Regions from separate parts of the Homo sapiens genome. Here region 1 is linked to region 2. The links are chromatin contacts, found by Hi-C or POLR2A ChIA-PET in ENCODE. All regions are on one chromosome and are shown on one strand. Each heading gives the region's core, a stretch centred on a gene start or an enhancer-like site at or near the end of the contact. The rest is flanking DNA. Distances are from core to core; before and after follow the strand shown.

Region 1 (6,788 bases), core at 543-3,042, 88 kb before region 2:
ACACAGTGAGACTCCATCTCAAAAAAGCCCAGGGTGCTTGGCGCCAAAAAAGGGATCTCTGACCTTGTGTTCATTATGACCTTCAAAAGAGTGAAGTGGTGAGGGCATGAGGGCAGAGGAAAAGAAGGGCTTAAGACAACGAAGGAAAAGAAGGCACCAGAGTCTAGTGCCTTTGCCGCCAAACCTAAACCTATAAGGTTGGCAGCAAAACCAAAGCACAAACTGATAACAAAGGAGGTAAAGCCAGGGGAGAAGAAACTGAAGACGTCAAAGACAGAAATGAAGCACATCATCTGGTTTAAAACAAATGATAGAGTTTTTACAGTTCTGGAAAATGACCGTATAATATTCTCTGCTAAGAAGAATAACTTCTGCTAAACAACCATAAGACTGCAGCTGGCTCTACTCAGATCTGCTTATTCCAACAAGACCAAGGTGCTAGTTCTAACTTCGAGTTGTCCCTCTGTATGGCTGCAGCGTTGCGCACAGTGGACTGCCGGTCACAAGGAAGACTGGATGAGCGTGGGTTCACACAACATTTCCCACACTTGCCTCAGCAAAAGAACCACCTGGGACACTTGTTTAAAAATGACAGATTCCCACGGTCCACCTCGGCAGATTCTGATCCTGCCACTCCAGGGAGCTGTATTTTTCAACAAGTACACCAGGTGATCACGCAAGTTTAAGAAATTAACACAAGTTGGCCGAGCGCAGTGGCTCACGCCTGTAATCCCAGCACTTTGGGAGGCTGAGGCGGGAGAATCACGAGGTCAGGAGTTCGAGACCAGCCTGGCCAACATAGTGAAACCCCGTCTCTACTAAAAACACAAAAATTAGCCGGGCGTGGTGGCGCACACCTGTATTCCCAGCTACTTGGGAGGCTGAGGCAGGAGAATTGCTTGAACCCAGGAGGCAGAGGTTGCAGTGAGCCGAGATCGCGCCACTGCACTCCCGCCTGGGCGACAGAGTGAAACTCTGTCTCGGAAAAAAGAAAAAAAAAGAAAAAAGAAATTAACACAAGTCCCTGCCACTGGAAAAGCTTATCCGTCAGGCTGGCTCCTCCTCCACCACCAGACCCCATCCCGGTACATCACGTTTACATGCATGCGGAAAATGGGCTTGGAGATTCTTGATTCAAATCCGAGGTATCACACATCGGCCCCCAAAGGTCAAACATTAAGAAGGAAGCTTACTGCCCTGTCCCAGATTTTTCTAGGTGACTTCTTCCTCCGGACTCTGCAGCAGTCTTTAGTTCTAAAAGCACAAGCGGACCGCACGTCTCAACGCGGGAAAACAGTTCCATCTGCAGGGATGGAGGACCGGGCTAGACAAGCTGGAGTTGGCTCTGCGCCGCAGGGGTGTGCAAGCCCGAGACGGGGGAGCCCGAGGTCACCCCGGCCGCCCTGGCATCGGGGCTGAAGTGCAGGCTCCTGGAGGAGCGGTGCGCACGCCCAGGGGTAGCCGAGAACACAAGCCAAGGCACGAGCGGACAACCTTACGGGGACGAGTACTGGCGCCCGGACGCGACTTCGCGAGAGGCCAGGCGGAACCCACTGGAAGCGTGAGCTAGCGGGGACCACCCCCGGGCGAAACCAAAGGAGAAAGAGGGGAACCCAGGGGTCCCGGGGCGCTTAGGCCCGCGCGGACGGGGAGGCCAGAGTTGCCCCGAAGCTATCTCCTTACCTCACCGGTCCCCACGGGCTCCGCGCTCAGCTACAGCCCGGCGGGAGCAATGCGGCAGCCACAACAGTTGCCTGGGGTCGCCGCGGGCCGGAAAGCGGGGTTCGGGGATGGGAAGGGGGCGGGGCGAAGCGAGCAAAAAGTTCCGGGGAAGCCGAGACCGCGACCTTCCGCGCTTTACGGCCCCCGGGCAAGGGTACTGCCGGCGCGTGACCTCAGCAGCGCACGAGCGCGCCGTGACGCCTTCGCGGAGCCCCGCCCCTGCCACGTGGGCTTGTTTGGGTCTCGCGAGGCACCGCCCCCGCGGCCTCTTTGCCACCCTCAGAGGCGAGCTGTGGAAGCCTTGACTCTTAGGGCCGTTTTAGAACCGGGGCCTCGGACCGGCGGGGTTTCTGCACGTGGAACCGGAACATCTGAGATGATCGCAGGCCCTGTGGAGTGTGGGGAGCGCGGGAGTTCTTTCTTCCCTCGAGGCCCGTGCCAGGGCTTACTCCAAAGCCAGTGGGTCCCCAGTCCTAAGCCAAGCAGTCCCGGGGGAAAACGCTTCTCATCGCCGTGGGAGCGCGGATCTTGGAAGTGGCTCTGGGCTTTCTTGGGCGAGGCTCTCACAGAGTAGATCGGAAATCCATTCTGCTGGCCCGCCCCACCTCGGAGGACGGACTAACGGACCTGAGTTCCCGGCCCTATCTTACTCTTCTCAGCTTCTCAGCTTGGCTCAGCTCAGAGGAAGAGGAATCACTGAAGTCTCAGAGAAGTCTCCACTCATCCCTTCCTCACTGTCACATCAGCCTTTTCTTTCCTTCTAGAACTCATCACTGACTCAAGGATATAAGTTTGATGACTGTCTTTTCCACTGGTGTGACACGATCTCTGTCGACAGAACCTTAGTCTTATGCATAGCTTTATTCTCAGCACCCAGAACAGTGCCTGGCACCTCTTCCACTGAATATTATATGCATAAGGGTCTCATGCTGCAGCCACCATTGCATCTTGGGCCACACTATCCAGTTCCCGTTTGTTGGATTCAATACTGTCTCACCACACAAACCAATCTTGTGTTTTATTAATTTAAAAAAAATTTTTTTTTTGTAGAGATAGGCTCACTATGTTGCCTAGGCTGGGCCTGAACTCCTGGCCTCAAGTGATCCTTCCATCTCAGCCTCCCAAAGTCCTGGGATTACAGGCGTGAGCCACTGTGCCTGCCCCAATCTTGTGTTTTATTGCTGGCCACCTGTAGCCAGGCACTGTGCAGGATGATGGGATCCAGCAATGTACAAGAAAGAGGCGGTTTCTGCTCTTAGGGAGTGGCAGTCAAGTTCCAGGGACCCCTCTGTCACAAGGCCAGGCCACAGCCTACATAGTTTATACCCCATTTACTGGCCAGTCAAATCACACAAAGACAGCCCAGATGAGGTCTGCCAGACAGTGGACTGAAACTATGCCATAGGCTCCTGTGCTAGATAAATACTTCCATATTTTAGCTAGGATTGAATGCTTGGGGACACCTACCTGTCTAAAAAAAGAGAAAACGGCTGACCAATTTGAGACATTCTCGGGGAAGGCTTTCCTGATGCCCAGATGTGGCGATTTCATGAAAAATATCACAGGTTTTCCTCATGAACCATTTGGTTCAAGCCATTTCCAGGCACATGAATTTGGGAGAAACCTGGTTGTCTGCAGGAGATGGTGGATGAAATCAAGTGAAATACTTAATGTGTTGATTTCATTCTGTTTACGTGCAGTAAATAGCAAACAAATGGTGTAGATCTGTCCCTGATTTCCTTCTCCATCACCATGATCGGCCTCCACTCCAAAATGCTAAGTCAGGCTGGGTGCGGTGGCTCATGCCTGTAATGCCAGCACTTTGGGAGGCCAAGGCAGTTGGATCACGTGAGGTCAGAAGTTCGAGACCAGCCTGATCAATATGGTGAAACCCCATCTCTACTAAAAAATACAAAAATTAGCTGGGCGTGGTGGCACATGCCTGTAATCCCAGCTACTTTGGGAGGCTGGGACAGGAGAATTGCTTAAACCCAGGAGGCGGAGGTTGCAGTGAGCCAAGATTGTGTCACTGCACTCTAGCCTAGGCGACAGAGCGAGACTGTCTCAAAAAAAAAAAAAAAAGGGAAGTAAGTCCTAAGGCCCCTTTCATTGTCAAAGATGGGTCTTGTCCTTAGTAGGTTCTCATAACCACTGATGCACTATTTTTTCTAGGGGATTGAGTGTTTTTATTTTATTATTATTTTTTAGATGGAGGCTCACTCTGTTGCCCAGGCTGGAGTGCAATGGTGTGGTCTCGGTTCACTGCAACCTCTGCCTCCCAGGTTCAGGGGATTCTCCTACCTCAGCCTCCCCAGTAGCTGGGACTGTACAGGCGTGCGCCACCACGCTGGGCTAATTTTTGTATTTTTATTAGAGACAGGGTTTCGCTATGTTGGCCAGGCTGGTCTCAAACTCCTGACCTCGTGATCTGCCCACCTAGGCCTCCCAAAGTGCTGGAATTACAGGCGTGAGCCACCGCGTCCAGCCTATTTTTATTTTTTGAGATTAGCTCTCACCCTGTCACCCAGGCTGGAGCACAGTGGTGCAATCACGGCTCACTGCAGTCTTAACTTCCTGGGCTCTAGCGATTCTCCCACCTCAGCCTCCCGAATAGCTGAGACCTCAGGCGCGTGCCACCGTCCCCAGCTAACTTTTGTATTTTTTGGTAGAGGTGGGGTTTCACTATGTTGCTGAGGCTGGCATTAAACTCCTGACCTCAAGAGATCCACCTGCCTTGGCCTCCCAATGTGCTGGGATTAGAGGCATGAGCCACCATGTCTTGCCCTAAACAGACGTTTTAATTACGCTTGTCAAGTCCTCTTGTGAAATCTTCATCTGCAGTGACTTGGTAAATGTATTTGCTACCACACAGGATAAACAGTGTACAGACAAACATTTGACATACCTATGTTACCACAGTGTAAGAATGAATTTGGATCTGAGGTCGCTAAGATGCAGGCGTTTATCTTACCTCCCTGCAGCACCGGCATGGCTGTGGGGAAGGCCTCCCTCCTCCCTCTGAAGTTCTTGTCCCCATCAGTAGACTGGACATCTGCCTACAACCGACTTCACAGAAAGGACCTGACACCTGGCATGCTTCTCGTGTGCTTGAGAGCCTGTGTTTGTGTGGAAAGCAGGGATGTTCTCATTCACACCATGGGAAGAGAAGAATGTTGCGAGTAGCAATCAGTACTCTTTTTTTTTTTTTTTTTTTTTTTTTTTTTGTGAGACGGAGTCTTGCTTTGTCACCCAGGCTGGAGTACAGTGGCGCGATCTCAGCTCACTGCAAGCTCTGCCTCCCGGGTTCACGCCATTCTCCTGCATCAGCCTCCTGAGCAGCTGGGACTACAGGCACATGCCACCATGCCCAGCTAATTTTTGTATTTTTAGTAGAGACGGGGTTTCACCATGTTGGCCAGGATGGTCTCGATCTCTTGATCCACTGCGCCCAGCCAGGAACTTCTTTTTTTTTTTTTTTTTTGAGACGGAGTCTTACTGTGTCGCCAGGCTAGACTGCTGTGGTGCGATCTCGGCTCACTGCAACCTCCAACTCCCTGGTTCAAGGGATTCTCCTGCCTCTGCCTCCTGAGCAGCTGGGATTACAGGCGTGTGCCACCACACCCAGCTAAATTTTGTATTTTTAATAGAGATGGGGTTTCACTATGTTGGCCAGGATGGTCTCGATCTCCTGACCTTGTGATCCGCTCGCCTCGGCCTCCCAGAGTGTTGGGATTACAGGCGTGAGCCACTACACCCGGCCTGGAACTTCTCTCTCTTTTTTTTTTTTTTGAGACGGAGTCTCGCTCAGTCACCCAGGCTGGAGTGCAGTGGCACCATCTCGGCTCGCTGCAAGCTCCGTCTCCTGGGTTCACGCCATTCTCCTGCCTCAGCCTCCCGAGTAGCTGGGGCTACAGGCGCCCACCACTATGCCCGGCTAATTTTTTTGTATTTTTAGTAGAGATGGGGTTTCACCATGTTGGCCAGGCTGGTCTTGAACTCCTGACCTCAAGTGATCCGCCTGCCTTGGCCTCCCAAAGTGCTGGGATTAGAGGCATAAGCCACCACACCCAGCCTCACTAGTTTTATTATCCACTGACTCGACTTGCTTGAGACGATTTTACTATGGTGGTTATCAAATGGTAACTTTCTAATTCTGTAATTCCTTCTGTGTTTATTAGCTCAAGGTCTATGGGATGCAGTGTTGATAGGGTTCTGTCTACTTCACTTGCCTCTGTTCCCAGGGCCTAGCTCTCCAAGTCTTTCAACTGAAATCCCGTAGTATACCCCAGGTTCCCTCCTTTTGAGAGATCTTGAAAACTGTCTACTCAGCTCATTGCAACCTCTGCCTCCCAGGCTCAAGCGATTCTCCTTCTTCAGCCTCCTGAGCTGGGATTACAGGCACACGCCACCATGCCTGGCTAATTTTTGTATTTTTAGCAGAGATGGGGTTTCTCCATGTTGGCCAGGTTGGTCTTGAACTCCTAACCTCAAGTGATCCACCCACCTTGGCCTCCCAAAGTGCTGGAATTACTGATTTCTTTCTTTCTTTTTTTTTTTTGAGACAGGGTTTCACTCTGCCGCCCAGGCTGGAATGCAGTGACGCAATCTCAGCTCACTGCAGTGACGCGATCTCAGCTCACTGCGGTGAAGCGATTTGAGCTCACTGCAGCCTCTGTCTCCTCAGTTCTAGCGATTCTCGTGCCGCAGCCTCTCGAGTAGCTGGGATTACAGGCACCCGCCACCATTCCTGGGTAATTTTTTTACTCAGCACTGTGACTCTGCAAAATTCCGCTCTGCTTTAGAGAGGTCTAAGCTTAGTGTTTCAGGTTTGCATCTTGTGTATTCAGATTTCACCAGATGGCTTGAGACCTAGCCATCTATTCGAGGCCATTCAAGCCTCCAAATTTTGTCACTCCGGCTGGTGAGACTATAAAAACATAAAAAACCTGGATCCTCAGCCTCTGGCCAGAGTTGGCAAATGCAAGTGGCTGCAGGCTGTCAGCTCTCCTCTCTACAATCCTGACCCTTTAGTTACTGTTGCCTCTGCAACTCACTTAAACCAAAAC
Region 2 (7,814 bases), core at 1,022-3,521:
TTTAGTAGAGACGAGATTTCGCCATGTTGGCCAGGCTGGTCTCAAACTCCTGACCTCAGGTGGTCCACCTGCCTTGGCCTCCCAAAGTGATGGGATTACAGGCGTGAGCCACCACACCCAGCCAGCCACTGTCCCAGGCCTGTCTTCTTTTAAAATTTCTTTTTCATTCTTTTCCCCAGAAGCTACAAAACATTTGACAAAGAACTTGTATCTAAAATATATAAAGAACTGTTACAACTCAATAAGGACACGAGCAATACAATTTTTTTTTTTTTTTTTGAGATGGAGTCTTATTCTGTTGCCCAGACTAGAGTGCAGTGGTGCGATCTTGGCTCACTGCAACCTCTGCCTCCCGGGTTCCAGTGATTCTTCTGCCTTAGCCTCCCGAGTATCTGGGATTACAGGCATGCGCCACCACACCTAGCTAGTTTTTTTGTATTTTTAGTAGAGATGGAGTTTCACCGTGTTGGCCAGGCTGGTCTTGAACTCCTGACCTTAGGTGATCTGCCTGCCTTGGCCTCCCAAAGTGCCGGGATTACAGGTGTGAGCCACTGTGCCCGGCCCACAATACAGTTTTTTAAATGAACAACAGATGTGAGCAGATACTTCATCAAAGAAAATGAAAATGTATAGCACTTGAAAAGATGTTTAACATCATTAGTCATTAGTGAAATGCAAATTAAGATCACCGTGAGACATTACTACCTGTCTGTTAGACTAGAGAAATTACAGGTGGCTCACACTTGTAATCCCAACACTTGAGAAGGCTGAGACGGCGAGATCAATTGCCCTCAGGTGTTCGAGACCAGCCTGGGCAACATGGCGAAAGCCCTAGGAAATCTCTACAAAAAATACTAAACATTAGCCAGGTGTGGTGATGTGTACCTGTAGTCCCAGCTACTCCAGAGGCTTTGGTGGGAGGTTGGCTTGAACCCAGGAGAGAGAGGTTGCAGTGAGCCAAGATTGTGCTACCATACCCCAGCCTGGGTGACAGAGCGAGGTCCTTTCTTAAAAAAAAAAAAAAAAAAAAAAAAAAATTCTTTAAAATATTATGTCAGGCCAGGCACTTTGGGAGGCCGAGGCGGGCAGATTCTGAGGTCAGGAGATCAAGACATCCTGGCTAACATGGTGAAATCCCATTTCCACTAAAAATACAAAAAAAATAGCTGGGTGTGGTGGTGGGCACCTGTAGTCCCAGCTACTTGGGAGGCTGAGGCAGGAGAATGGCGTGAACTCGGGAGGCAGAGGTTGCAGTGAGGTGAGATCGCACCACTGCACTCCAGCCTTGGTGACAGTGAGACTCTGTCTCTATAAAAAATAAATAAGTAAATAAATAAAATTTGCCAGGCGTGGTGGTGGGCACCTGTAGTCCCAGCTACTCGGGAGGCTGAGGCAGGAGAATGGCGTGAACCTGGGAGGCGGAGCTTGCAATGAGCCGAGATTGTGCCACTGCACTTCAGCCTGGGCGACAGAGTGAGACCCTATCTCAAAAAAAAAAAAAAAAAAAAAAAAAGGCAAAAAACTACAGTGACAGAAGCAGATCAGGATTTTCCAGGGCCAGTGAGGAGTCAGGGAAAGGGTAATTATATTGGGGTTGATGGGATTTGGGGGTTGATGGAAGTATTCTGAATCTTGATTGTGTTGATGGTTACATGCTCTATATATTTGTCAAAACTCATTGGACCGTATACTTACATGAGTGAGTTTTGTTGCATGTAAATCATACTACAATAGGCCGAGCATGGCAGCTCATGCCTGTAGTCCCAGCACTTTGGGAGGCTGAGGCAGGCAGATCACAAGGTCAGGAGTTCAAGACCAGCCTGACCAACGTGGTAAAACCCCATCTCTACTAAAAATGCAAAAATTAGCCAGGTGTGGTGGTGTGCACCTGTAGTCCTAGCTACTTGGGAGGCTGAGGCAGGAGAATTGCTTGAACCTGGGAGGTGGAGGTTGCAGTGAGCCAAGATCGCACTACTGCACTGTAGCCTGGGTGACAGAAAGGGACTCTGTCTCAAAAAAAAAAAAAAAAAAAAAAAATCATACTACAATAAAACTGCTTATTTAGGCTGGGTGTGGTGGCTCATGCCTGTAATTCCAGCACTTTGAGAGGCCAAGGCGGGAAGATCACCTGAGGTCAGGAGTTCAAGACCAGCCTGGCCAAAATGGCGAAACCCTGTCTGTACTAAAAATATAAAAATTAGCTGGTTGTGGTGGCAGGCACCTGTAATCCCAGCTACTTAGGAGGCCGAGGCGGGAGAATAGCTTGAATCCAGGAGGCTGAGATTGCAGTGAGCCTGGGCAACAGGGTGAGACTCTGTCTCAAAAAAAAAAAAGACAAAATAGAAAAACCACATAAATATTCACTTTATTGCCAACAGGAAAACCATCACTTCCTGCCTTATTGTTTAAAAACACAAATTCACCCATATTCAATCACATGATAAACTGGAGGGGCTGCAGTTTGCATGTGACTGAGTGACTTGCCAGTGTGATTATGTTGCAGATGTCAGAAGACACATGTCAAGGGTTAGTCACCAGACGTTGCCAAGAAATATGAAAAGAGAATCTGAATGCGGTCCGGGCACTAACACAGCAGTACGCTTTTATTTTGCTGGAAGAGCCTGTGGCACAGCCCATGCATTGACATTTGATCTTGTTTCAGCTAAACTAAATGTGTCTGTTAAGATTTTTTTTTTTTTTAATTTGAGGTAGATTTAGGTATGAGGGGAAAAGTTTTCAGCCCTTTTCCTGGCATAGACCTTACAAAAGAACTACTTTCTTTAGCTGTGTTTGTTGAGGCCGTTGGTGAGGGTTTGAAATCTTTTTAGTTGGCTTGCTGCTAACTGGAAATTGAGGACGGTTGGGGGATGCCTGACTCCACGTTTTAACTAAGCTCTCTCTGAAAAGGGATCTCCCCAGCAAAATCTGTAGTGCAATCAATTACCAAGGGAGCGGCTGAAAGTGCTTAATATGCTTAAGCTGGCTTCAGAATGCATGTTCTGTATTACAAAGAACCTGGGTGGAAACAAAACAAATTCATCTATATGTTTTGTTTGTTTTTTGAGCTGGAGTCTCGCTTTGTTGCCCAGGCTGGAGTGCAGTGGCACGATCTCAGCTCACTGCAAGCTCTGCCTCCCGGGTTCACGCCATTCTCCCGCCTCAGCCCCCCGAGTACCTGGGACTATAGGCACCCACCACTACACCCTGCTAATTTTGTTTTTGTATTTTTAGTAGAGACAGGATTTCACCGTGTTAGCCAGGATGGTCTCGATCTCCTGACCTTGTGATCCACCCGCCTGGGCCTCCCAGAGTGCTGGGATTACAGGTGTGAGCCACTGTGCCCAGCCCACCTATATGATTTTTATAAAGGGCATATCTAAATCAAAATAATCCAGGAAGTGACGATAAAATAAAAAGGTGGAAAAGTTTATCTTGGACAAATGCTGACAAAATGAAAGTACCATAGCCATATTAGTGTGGGATAAAATAGACTTCATATTGATGAAAGATGTAATCTCCTAAAAGAAATAACAGTTATACCTGCTGGGCACGGTGGCTCATGCTTATAATCCCAGCACTTTGGAAGGCCGAGGCAGGTGGATCACGAGGTCAGGAGTTCGAGACCAGCCTGGCCAACGTAGTGAAACCCCGTCTCTACTAAAAATACAAAAAAATTAGCCGGGCGTGGTGGCCGGTGCCTGTAATCCCACCTACTTGGGAGGCTGAGGCGAGGAGAATTGCTTGAACCTGGGAGGTGGAGGTTGCAGAGTTGAGATCATGCCACTGCACTCTAGCCTGGGCGACAGTGTGAGACTCCATCTCAAAAAAAAAAAAAAAAAAACAGTTATGAATGCTTGTGAACATAACTTTAAAATATATAAAGGAAAGCTAAAGGAAAAGTCTGATGTAACACAAGTATATATTGACAAACCACAATCTTGGTGGGAGATTTGAATATATTTCTCATGAGTCAGCAGATCAAGTAGATAGAAAATAAGTATATAAAAGATTTCAATGACATAATTAGATACATGTAATAGAGATTACATACTCTTCAAAGCTTGTAATAAGTCAACTCACAAACACTGATTTTAAGTCCTTCCACAAAGAAAATCTCAATAAAATAGGGATATAATAAGTCACTTCCCTCCTAGGGCGATAATGTGTATAAAAGTGTTTAAGGTATAAAGCCTTAGAAAACATTTGTTCCTTTTAATGCCCTGATTTGTTTTATCCTAGGAACGGCAGCAGTAGGACACACAGACAAGATTGGGAGATTGAAAGAACTCTGTGAGCAGTATGGCATATGGCTTCATGTGGAGGGGTAAGCCGGCGGTGAGGCTGGTGGCTCCATTCGGGCCTGCACAGAGTCCTCATGAGGACTGGACATCCAGGCTCTCACTTTGGTGACATTTATCACGAAGGGCTCTTCGGGTCACAGATCACAAAATAACCCAAATTGGCTTAAGCCCAAAGAGATCTTACTGGCTCACATAACTACAAAGAGCAGTGTTATGACTGCCTCAGGCACAACATCAACCAGGATCCAGTGTGTTACTCCCACCTCTGCTCCCCCAGTCACAGGCACTGGGCTTGGTTTCCTCTACCTGTGGACAGATCTTCCTGTTACAGTGCAAAGTAGCTGCAGAAACTCCATCCTTCTTTCCAGCTTCGTGGTCAGCTGGAAGTCCTAACAGAAGTCTCATATTGAACCAGCCACTGTGGCCAGGGAGAAGTAATCCTCTGATAGTTCAGGTTCTTTGCCCTCCTCTGGAGCAGATAGTGGTGTCTCCTCCCCACAAAGCTCATGTTCTGCTGGAAGAAATGGAGGTGGCGCCCCGGAAGGCTATTGTAGGGCCATTAAGAGAAGCAGGGGGAACGGACGTGGGCAGCCAGAGTAGCCCATATCCACCACATCATACAGGGAGGTTTCTTTTTGATCCCCAAGTAAAGAATGATAAAACTGGAAAATAAGATCCATGAAAGAGAATAATACTCCCATTATATTAAATGAGCGGGGATAGTTCCTGAGACACACTTTTATTAAAGTGCATTTTCAGGATTTTCCTTCATATGTATAAAGCACACCTTCTGTTGCTGTTATGAAAGCTAATAACATTAAAAATATACTTAAGTGTCAACTTGCAACAGCACAGCCTTTATTTTTTTAAGTACATGGTGAGTAAGCAACATTAAATAATTAGTTCTTAGACTGGTGTTTTTTCTTCCAGTGTGAATCTGGCAACATTGGCTCTGGGTTATGTCTCCTCATCAGTGCTGGTATGTTGTTGATTTACTGAATATTGGTGTTTTTAAGAATGAATTTAAAATCACTCAATCCCTCCTGGCTCTTCACAGTTTTTATGAATGGAGGAGGGTGTTAGGTTTGTGTATTCTGATAATCTAACAAAGAGTTGTTCTTGTTTTGGTAGGCTGCAGCCAAATGTGATAGCATGACGATGACTCCTGGCCCGTGGCTGGGTTTGCCAGCTGTTCCTGCGGTGACACTGTATAAACACGACCCTGCCTTGGTAAGTTTCCCCTCACTGCGGAGGGAGTGGGTGTGGCTAATACACATTATTGGCTTTGGGGGCAAAATCCAGAAAAATACAGGAAAAAGTGAAAAATACCCATAATTTCACTTCTATTTCATTTTTTTAAAGAGAAACTTGTAAGGTGAGACTTTTTTTAATGACATTTTATGATTGTATAATATTCTGTCACAATTTAATTATTCTCCATTTATGAACTTATAGGATGTTTTCAGTGTTTTGTTACTGAAATAATGAAGCAGTGAACGTCTTTCTGTGTTTCTAATTATTTCCTTAGAATAGGTTCCCAGATGTGGAATGACTGAGTGGGGGAGTTTTAAGCCTCCTGATCCACATTGTCCAATAGGTTGTAACTTTTTTTTTTTTTTTTTTTTTGATATGGAGTCTCGCTCTGTCACCCAGGCTGGAGTGCAATGGTGAGATGATCTTGGCTCACTGCAACCTCCACCTCCTGGGTTCAAGTGATTCTCTTGCCTCAGCCTCCCAAGTAGCTGGGATTACAGGCATGCGCCACCACGCCCGGCTTATTTTGTATTTTTAGTAGAGGCAGTGTTTCACCACGTTGGTCATATTGAACTCCTGATCTCAGGTGATCTGCCTGCCTCGGCCTCCCAAAGTGCTGGGATTACAGGCATGAGCCATCGCACCTGGCCACATTTTTTTTTTTTTTTTTAATCGTAGTTGTGGGCCAGGCGTGGTGGCTCATGCCTGTAATCCCAGCACTTTGGAAGGTTGAGGCAGGCAGATCGCTTGAGCCTAGGAGTTTGAGACCAGCCTGGGCAACATGGTGAAACCTCGTCTCTATAAAAAAAAACAACAACAAAGAATTGGCTAGGCATGGTGGTGTGAGCCTGTAGTCTCAGCTACTCATGAGGCTAATGTGGGAGGGCTGATTGAGCCCTGGAGATCAAGGCTGCATTGAGCTATGATCACACCACTGCACTGCAGCCTGGGTGACAGAATGAAAACGAAACCTGTCACACACAAAAAATAATAATAATGTGGTTCTTGATAATATAGGTCAGCGTGCAAAATAAGGTTTAAGTGATTTCTGCTAAAACAATGCTGTCTTGCTCAGTTAATAATGGCCAGGTGTTTGAGGATGCTCAGAGCTACCTTCGAAGTGGGGAGTCTCCTAGGTTCTGGGATGTGACCCATCTGGGTTTTCCACTGGCTTTTCCTGGCTTTGCCACTCCTGAGCTGTGAACCCTTGGACAAACCGAGGTCTCTGAGTGAAGTTACCTAGAATACTTAGCTCACAGAGTTGTTGGAAGATCACATGGATAATGCAAGCCTAGTGACTAGTATGGCATCTAGCCCACACTAAGTGGGTAGCAAATGGTAGCTGGTTAGTTCTATTATGAGATTGCAATGGCTTTGATTAATAAACCTCTTTTGGCTTTTTTAGACTTTAGTTGCTGGTCTTATATCAAATAAGCCCACAGACAAACTCCGTGCCCTGCCTCTGTGGTTATCTTTACAATACTTGGGACTTGATGGGTTTGTGGAGAGGATCAAGCATGCCTGTCAACTGGTGAGTAGAAGCCTGACATTTAAATGAAAGACTCCTTGGCCACAGCAGAGACAGAAAAACATCTCATTTCTGTACCTTCCATCAAGAGTGTTGTTGTCTGGATTGACTGTCTCATGAGCCAGAGACTAATCGCCCTGCATGTAAATATTTCTTGTTCAAAGTTCTGGGAGAAAGTGCTGGGTTGTCTGTCCCAGCATTTGTGTGCAGATGAAATCAGATGAAAAGGAACACCACTGTCAGCATGGGATCAGAAAAGAAGTCACAGATGACTTCCAAGGAGTGGAGAAGTGTGCAAAAGATGGAGGGGTGGGGAGCGAGTGTTCCCCTTGATTGACTGACTACGGTGAGGGAACAGGAAGGTCACAGGGTGGTTATGGAGGGCATGGATATTTTAAAAACCAGCTGGCTTGGGTTTCCAAATTGCAGGGCTCTTGGGGACAATTCTAATTCTCTCTCCATTTTAGGTGTGTTCTAATTGTGAAAAATATATAATTATGCTATATTTCAGTGTTTTAGAGCATTCAGCCTTCTATAACAAAATACCTTAGAGTGGGTAATTTATAAACAACAGACATTTATTGCTTACAGTTCTGGACGTGAGAAGTCTCAGATCAAGGTGCCAGGAGATTCCATGTCTGGTGAGGGCCCGTCCTCATAGATAGTACCTTGCATGTGGCCTCACATGGCAGAAGGGGTGAGCACAGTCCCTTGAGCCTCTTTCAGAAGGT

Evidence for each region. A loop is a pair of places that touch in the nucleus more often than their neighbours do. ChIA-PET counts read pairs that join two places held with the same protein, here RNA polymerase II (POLR2A). Pooled maps may share reads with other maps.
Region 1: a map of CD8-positive, alpha-beta T cell shows a loop between it and region 2 (5-fold over the local background). The contact joins the promoter of PDPR here to the enhancer-like site in region 2. A Hi-C loop is called at or near these places in 2 of 168 maps with a recorded cell type or tissue (CD8-positive, alpha-beta T cell and naive thymus-derived CD4-positive, alpha-beta T cell) and 6 of 50 pooled maps. POLR2A ChIA-PET finds 5 or more read pairs at or near these places in 2 of 52 experiments (BJ and CD4-positive, alpha-beta T cell).

The regions. Positions count from the first base shown.
Region 1 is chr16:70,109,336-70,116,123 of GRCh38, reverse strand. PDPR (pyruvate dehydrogenase phosphatase regulatory subunit) reads right to left here and starts at 1,792. Exons shown (of 19, transcript NM_017990.5): 1 at 1,684-1,792; 2 at 1,194-1,303. RefSeq lists enhancers at 316-1,258, 1,779-1,828.
Region 2 is chr16:70,021,096-70,028,909 of GRCh38, reverse strand. It overlaps the pseudogene PDXDC2P-NPIPB14P and the pseudogene PDXDC2P. Among named protein-coding and RNA genes, the nearest start is that of MIR1972-2, 5.3 kb to the left of the region's middle. Within about 2 kb of position 2,271, at least 3 of the 41 ENCODE cell types and tissues checked have a DNase peak (open chromatin) inside an H3K27ac peak, as active enhancers do; they include CD8-positive, alpha-beta T cell, where a contact is called at or near this core.